2 separate regions of the Homo sapiens genome follow, and region 2 is linked to region 1. Evidence: read pairs that join two places in POLR2A ChIA-PET (ENCODE). Cell type or tissue: HepG2. All regions are shown on one strand. Region 1 overlaps PIK3C3 (phosphatidylinositol 3-kinase catalytic subunit type 3). Region 2 overlaps LINC00907 (long intergenic non-protein coding RNA 907).

The links. ChIA-PET counts read pairs that join two places held together with the same protein. Peaks named below come from ENCODE experiments on the same cell type or tissue, not always from the same donor. Only the 100,000 strongest peaks of a DNase experiment are listed, where the experiment ranks them.
Region 2: POLR2A ChIA-PET joins it to region 1 with 6 read pairs; 3 of 35 experiments call an interaction of 5 or more read pairs at or near these places.

Annotation. Positions count from the first base shown.
Region 1 is chr18:42,046,833-42,050,832 of GRCh38, reverse strand. It overlaps PIK3C3 (phosphatidylinositol 3-kinase catalytic subunit type 3), which reads right to left. Exons shown (of 25, transcript NM_002647.4): 21 at 1,228-1,302. Among named protein-coding and RNA genes, the nearest start is that of PIK3C3, 94 kb to the right of the region's middle. In HepG2, no CTCF peak of the experiment used is centred here; a DNase peak (open chromatin) is centred at 2,462.
Region 2 is chr18:42,323,236-42,327,235 of GRCh38, reverse strand. The region is part of intron 3 of LINC00907 (long intergenic non-protein coding RNA 907); the gene reads right to left. Among named protein-coding and RNA genes, the nearest start is that of LINC00907, 140 kb to the right of the region's middle. In HepG2, no CTCF peak of the experiment used is centred here; no DNase peak of the experiment used is centred here.

The DNA of each region.
Region 1 (4,000 bases):
GAGGCAGGAGTGGTTTGACATTCAGACAAATGGCCTGCCTGGACAAGCCACAAGGCCCCAATAAAGGGTTCAGGTTTCATTCAAATTGTTTAGGCAACATATATTGTTTGCTTCAAGTGGGGTCAAAGTAGTAAAAATGAAGACAGTGGGTAACTTCATGATCTATTTTGGAGTTGAGGAGTAGACAAGATTTGCTAATAGGTTCAGTATATGAGATGAGGCCAAGAGACATGTTAAGAATGACTTTGAGGTCTAGAGCTTGAACAACTGGGTAGGTGATGTTGCTATCTATTGAAATGGAAAAATGAGGTGAGAAACAGGTTTTAGGCAGGTAGTAGAGGAAAGGACAACCTTTTACAACTGGCCATATATAATGACAATTTCAAGTAAGCAGTTCGATATTTCAATTTGAAGTTAATGAAATGGACTGAGGTAAAAAGCTGTAAGTCTGGAAGCTGTCTGCATAAAGATAAATACATAGGGCTAAAGAGTTGTCAGGACAAAGGGGACTGAGAATGATTATCCCATAGAACTCCAAGGGGAAAAGCAAATAATTAAAGGTAGATATTAAAGTGAATTAAGCACACTTTGTAAGAGAAAGGACATTTTAACAATCTAACTAGAGCTATACAGTAAGAGACTAAGCTACTTGTATCCATTATTGGCTTTCCATAAAAAGAGGCATTTTCCAGTACAGAAGTGTGGGCAAAATGACCATCTGTAGGATTACTACTAAAGCAATTCTTAAAAGGGAAAGGACTTTCCCTAAATGTTCTTCCAAGGTAACATTTAAAGGAATTTTTAAGACTCTCTGATTTATCTTCAATTACGCAACTCATCTTTTTTTTTTTTTTTTTCTAAGATGGCGTTTTGATCTTGTTGCCTAGTCTGCAGTGCAATGGTGCAATCTCGGCTCACTGCAACCTCCGCCTCCCGGGTTCAAGCGATTCTCCTGCCTCAGCCTCCTGAGTAGTTGGGATTACAGGCATGTACCACCACGCCCGGCAAATTTTGTGTGTTTAGTAGAGACGGGGTTTCTCCATGTTGGTCAGGCTGGTCTCGAACTCCCAACCTCAGGTGATCCACCCGCCTTGGCCTCCCAAAGTGCTGGGATTACGGGCGTGAGCCACCGCGCCAGGCCGCAACTTATCTTGTTAGTACATAGATTCAGGGGTAAAAACCATGGGCATATACAATGTATGTCTACTGGTAGTCATTAATTGTTACCTGTTTTTGTTAGCAAAAGGTTATCCAGGTGCCTGTCTCCAACTCCAAGTATATAGGTGATCACGCAATATCCAGCTGCAGTAACAGTTAAAAAAAATATGTGAAAACAAATGCAAACCAGGTTATACATTCTACTGAATATAAAAGCAGTTTGTGCAACTTTAATATCAATTTGTTTTCTAATGTCTCTGGTTTCTCATCTGAATTCTCAAATATGCAATCTTCATGTCTGTCACTTGAAACTCAAAGTACTATTTAAAAGAGAAAATCTTGTAGAATTCTGTTAAATTACAAAAGTCACTTGCATCAAAACTTAAGTTAGGTTCAGGAGACCTTAAATTATAACATGGGCCTAGCAATTCTAATATCAAATTGGACACAGTTAAAAGTCAACCGTCAATTATCCCATAACTCGTAACCATGTTATCTGTAAGATAACATAAGTAAATGCAGGGTTAAATTGTTTTTTAAGTCTGTGGAAAAATAATCTTGAAATGGAAGCAGATAGAAAACCAAATGCATTCATTTGAGTGGTAAAGACATTTATGAAGTTAACACAATAATCTTCTAAAGCATTAAGAAAAATTACATGATCAAGGCTAAAGGCAAAGACATTGGCTCTAGCTGTATTCTGTTATCTTTTTATTCTAAAAAAAGTCTGGAAATTTAGCATTTATTGAAACTACTTAAACAGAATTTAGCAAATAGCACCCTTTTGGAGTTTGTTTTTTTAACTATGTTTATTTCTACCATTAATAACCTGACAACAAACACAACTTGTAAACATATAAAACTATAGCAATATTTACAAAAACCTGTTTATTTCAGCCCATGTGTAAAAACAAGATGGGACCACCTGTTAATGAACTTATAACCCTGTTCAAATTCAATAAATAATAAAGTTCATTTGACTTAGGTTCTGAAGGCCATTCCAGAAGTCCAAAAGCAACTTAAGCAATGGCATAATTATTGGAAAAATAGTATTAATTAATAATAATCACAGTTACAATGTACTGAAGACTAGGCTCTTAGCTAGGCATATCATATTCATCATTTCTAACCTGTTTAATGATGCCAGTTAAGTAGATAACCATCCTTCAAATGAAAAACTTCAGGCTCCAAGAATTAATAGTATTGTTCAAAGTCACTGGGCTGGGATTTGTGTCCAATGAAATGTAAGCAAATATAGATGCAAGGAAAGCAGTTTTAAGCAAGCGGCTGACTCAGCTAGGAGGTTAGCCCTTTAGGCCTTTTCTCCTTCCTGTCTAGATTGCGACATGATGACTGTAGTTGCAGACCATAAGGAAAAGGGCAAGAGAATCACAGAGAAACACAGAGCCTTCACCTGGTCCTAATCACCTTAAATAGTTAGAACAACAGCAATTTCTTATAACTAGTTTTGTCACAAAAGAGAAAATAAACTCTTATGATTAAATCACTATAGGTACATTATGTTAACTGCAGCTAAATGCAATGATAACATTTAGTGGTCCACTGAGGAGGACTTAAAGGGTATCTAGATGAAGGGAGAATAAACTACAGCCTGATGGTCAAATCTGGTTCCCCTCAGTTTTTGTAAAGTTTATTTGAACACAGTCATACTCATTCATTTACACACTGGTTTAAGCATTACAATGGCAGGGTTGAATGGTTACACAGATCATCTGACTTGAAAAGCCTAAAATATTTACTATCTGCAAAGCTTTAGAGAAAAGTCTTACTCACCCTTGATCTAGAGCATTGCTACACAAAATGTGATCCCACAGACTGGCAGTATCACTATCACTTGAAAGCTTATTAAATATGTAAACTCTTCAGCCTTACTTCAGTCCTACTGAATCAGAATTTTTAGGGGCAGCAGCCACAATTCCATTTTAACAAGCTTTCAAAAATTACTATGCACACCAAAGGTTGAGAAGCCTTCTCTAAACTCTAGTGTATTGATGAACATAAGAATCACCTGAAAATCCTGTTAGAATGAAGATTCTGATCACAGAAGTCGGGTAAGGCCCAAGATTCTGTAATACAAACAAGCTCCCAGGTAAAGTCAATACTGTGGGTCCACAGATCACACTTTAAGTAGCACTGCTCTAAAACTGCCACAATACATGCAATTTCAAAAATGACTACAGACTCCCCATTGAAAAATAACTAAGTGACTTACTGAGGGATATTAAATTTGATATTCCTAAAGAGAAACTAAGTACAATACCCTGAGAACATATGAGAACTTAGTACACTTAGGTTCTCTAACATGTGATTCGTAGAAATCTACCTGCCACTCAAGGGTACTAAACTACCGATAATGTGCATATGAAGACAAGCGAAATTCCTACAATTTTGAAAAATAACATCACTGTACATCAGTGCAGCTGAGTTGTTCAATCCAGACCTACTTACTATTCCCATTTTTAAATTATAAATTACAGTTAGTTTTTGTCACTATTTACTTTGTTTCAAGTTTAGCTATCTCTATAGAATACTGATTCACCTGTGTTGCAACAGTTAATTCTGACCTAAAATTTTCATGTAACTGGATATACATGAATTATGCTTAATCCTAACGATAAAGCAAAATATTTCTATAAACTACTCATCATCAAATTTGAGAGTGCATTTCATTGTTATATGGAAATGCAAAAATAAGTAAGGGTCTTTTGCCCTGGCTCAGTGGATTATGGTCATAAATACGTTGGATGGTCATTCTGATAAACATGTTTAGTCAAGTGAAATATATGTATCAACATATGGCCATATTTAATAGTAAAGATGA
Region 2 (4,000 bases), 280 kb before region 1:
GCAAAATAGTCTGGGACAGAGACTATTCTCCGCAACCCCATGTAGCACAGGATTGGTCACAAAGCAGACCTCTATAAATATCTCTTGACTGGCTAACATGAAAAGCACCCATCTCCTGCTTAGCCTCTTCAATAGGCAAAAAGGGAGGGTATTCCTTGGGTCCATTCCAGTCAAAGAATGGGCTAGAGTCAGAGTCATGGTGTCACATCAAAGGTCACTGCTAGAAAATTTCCTCTGCGGAAACTCTAAAATATTGGCACATTCAGTCTAAAAATGTACTTCAACAGCTATTTTCCTGCTTCCTTTGCTATGAGGAGGCAGAATGCCAGGATTCTTTGTAGCATGGGAGTCTTGAAACTGCCATTGCAAAATTATAACTGAGAAAATTATGACACTGAAAGAGATCTGACCTAACTAACTCTATCTTTCTTCTCACCTCCAAGCTGTCCTTGCTCATTCCTGGGTGTAGGCCTAACTAACTTTGGGAGGAACTTAGTTTATAGTTCATAGTTTAAAACAAAGACAATAACAACCCTTTCCCAAAACAAACCTCCTTCTTGCCTGGGGACTATACTGCCTTTGTAGGACTAACAAATTAGCCACAACAGTAGAAATTATGGTGTAGGAGTCATGCAGCTGGGGGTTATGAGATTATGACCTTCCCCAAATTGCTCGTGGGAATAACATCACTATTACAAAACCTAAGATCAGTGCTTGAGATATTTCGCAGACCCTGCACTTGATGGATCAGCTGGCACCACCCAGGTTGATAAATTGGCTCATCTGGTCTCATGCCCCCGACCCAGGAATTCACTCAGAGCAGGAGGACAGCTTTGGTTCCCTGTGATTTTATATCCCACTCGACCAATCAGTACTCTCGACTCATCGGCCCCTATCTGCCAAATTATCCTGAAAACCCCCAATCCTAGAGTTTTCAAGGAGACTGATTTGAGTAATAATATAACTCTGATCTCTCATATAGGCAGCTCTGCATGAGCTCTCTCTCTATTGCAATTTCTCTGTCTTGATAAACCAGCTCTGTCTAGGCAGTGGGCAAGGTAAACCCATTGGGCGGTTACAGTCTCCTAAATTAAATTTTAGAGCAAGTAATGGTGCCCTGCTTTTGACTATGGTCATATAATGTCAATATTTTCAGATAAGAAGTGGAAACATTTATCTAGCATCAGTATTTTTAGTCTACTCTTACATTCTGCAAAGAGGACCGTATGGTCCTATGAAGAACTCTCACAGCATTAGTGCTTTGAAAAAATCCAGAGGGAAAATGTGAGCCCATTCGCAGGACACCCAAGAAACCTGAGTAAATTTGAATGGGTTCTGTAGCCCCGCCTCATGCTCCACTATGCCATATTTGATGATTGCATGTATGGAGTCATGTAAGCGGTCTGTAAACCAAAAGTATCCAAGACAGATCTCAATCAATTTAGTTCATTTTGCCAAAGTTTAGGACATGCCCCTGTCACAGTCATAGAAGGTCCTGAGTTCATGTGCTCAGGGTGTTCAAGTGATAGCTTGGTTTTATATATTTTAGGGAGACATATGACATCAATCAGTATATGTAATATGTACATTGGTTCCATCCAGAATAAAGGAACAACTTGAAGCCAGGCAAGGAGTCAGTGGGAGGGTTCCAGGTCATAGGTGGATTCAAAAATTTTCTGGGAGGCTGAAGCACAAGAATAGCTTTAACCCAGAGGGGTGAAGGTTGCAGTGAACTGAGATCATTCCACTACACTCCAGCCTGGGCGACAGAGCAAGACTCTGTCTCAAAAAAAAAAAAAAAAAATCTGATTAGGAGTTGGTTGAAAGAGTTTATATAAAGACCTCGAATTAATAGAAAGGAGTGCCTGCGTTAAGCTAAGGGGTTGTAGCGACCGAAGTTTTTATTATGTGGATGACGCCTCCAGGTAACAAGCTTCAGAGAGAATAGATAATCTTAAGGTCTGTTTTAATGTTAATGCTGACGAGTTGTTTCTGAATTCAAAAGGTGCAGGGCATAATGAGGCATGTCTGACCACCCATTCCCACCATGGCCTGAACTTGTGTTTCAGGTTAACTTTGGAATGCCATTGGCTGAGGAAAGCAGTCCATTCAATTGTTTGTGGGGGTGGCCCTAGAATTTCATTTTTGGTTTACACCTTTGTACTTCTGAAAAACTATGCAATTTATTCCCCATGAACAGTTTTGGATGAGGAAGAATTTTATCTCTTAATGTTTAAAAACAGTGCTTTAGGCTGCATTGGTAAATGCAATTTTTCCCAGGGTTTTCATGAGAATATGCAACAATGACAGGACACAGTGATTCCCTTTTGGAGCTTCACAACTCTCCTGAAGTAGAATTTATGAGCCCATTTTACAGAATCTTTTAACAAGATAAAACAAAAAGATTGTTTAAGGTCTTGGGAAAAATTACTGTGGAAGACTAGGCTACATTGATAGAAATTTTAAAGATTTTAAAGACAAAATCCAGTGTTGAAAAGAGTGTGAGAAATGAGTGACATTTTAAAGGGATACAGTTTTTTTAGGAGGAAATTTAGTATTCTTTATCAAAATTACTCACAGACATATTCTTTGACCCTGAACTTCTGCTTCTAGAAATCCGTCCTATAAAAATAATTATGAATGTACACAAAGACAAATATATAAGAATGTCTATTACTCCATTGTTTGCCACATAAGAAAAATGATGGCAAGTACAATGGTGTAGGTCATATTTCATCTATACTATGAAATATTATAAGGTATTTCTTAAACAGGGAGAAGCCTTTTACTATTTTATTGTGTGTATCTATCTATAGCTTGAAACATTTTACAATGAATATCTACTTATATATTAATTTAATTGTTTAGCTTTTATTTATTTATTTTTTTTATTTTTTTGAGACAGGGTCTCATTCTGTCACCCAGGCTGGAGTGCAGTTGTGCAGTCACAGCTCACTGCAACCTCTGCCTCCCCGGCTCAAGCGATCCTCCCTCTTCAGCCTCTGGAGTAGCTGGAACTACAGGCACACAGCACCATGCCTGGCTAATGGGGTTTCTCCATGTTGTCTAGGCTGGTCTTTTACTCCTGGGCTCAAGTGATCTGCCTGTCTTGGCCTCCCAAAGTTCTGGGATTACAGGCATGAGCCAGCATGCCCAGGCAATTTTTAAAATATTTTAATGTGACAAACTGGGCCAGAGTCCAAATTCTGAATTCATATCTACTGTTCGTTTCATGGTGGAATAAATTGTAAAGGGCTTTTTTAGATCCACATGTCAAAAAATTTAGCTCTCCCAGGATCTGCAGGTCACATAAGTTTTCTGGGGCAGATGTGTTATAACTTGAACACAGGGATGTGTGTATAAGAGTCATTCCCTTAGGAGGTCTGGCAGTGCTTTCTTGAGCTTGTTATCTGGCAGAGAACGAATAGATTGGGTATCAAGAGATAACACATGGGGGACAATACTGCTTTTTTACTGGTCTAATAGTTACTCTAATCTCTCCATTCACCTGTCACCTCTTCTAAGAAGTCTAATTTGTAATTCATATATTTATTCATTAAAATCTTTATTGTTTTGTATGTGTCAAGCATAAGAGTCATAAGATACTGAACTTTTTTTAAAGGAAAATAAAAGAGTACACTGGTATATAAGCAGATATTGAAAAAAGATAGTAATAGGGGTCTACATGGTTTCTTTCCTGGCCTTTACGTTATGTCCCCAAACTGACTTTGATTACATATTGACAGTACATACCTGAAAGAGTGTAGAGGAGATGTGATAGGATAAATAGATGGACTGAGAATCAGAAGCTGGGGATACTAGTCAATTTCAAATTATGAGAACATAGACCAGCTATTCAATTTCTCCAAAACTCAATTTCCTTATTCCTGCCTCTCACACTGATTTTTCAGAGAAAACAGTCAATATAACACACACATAAGTAATGCATGTAAACTACAAAAGAGCATATCAAAATATAAATTACTTTTGGCCTGCATGG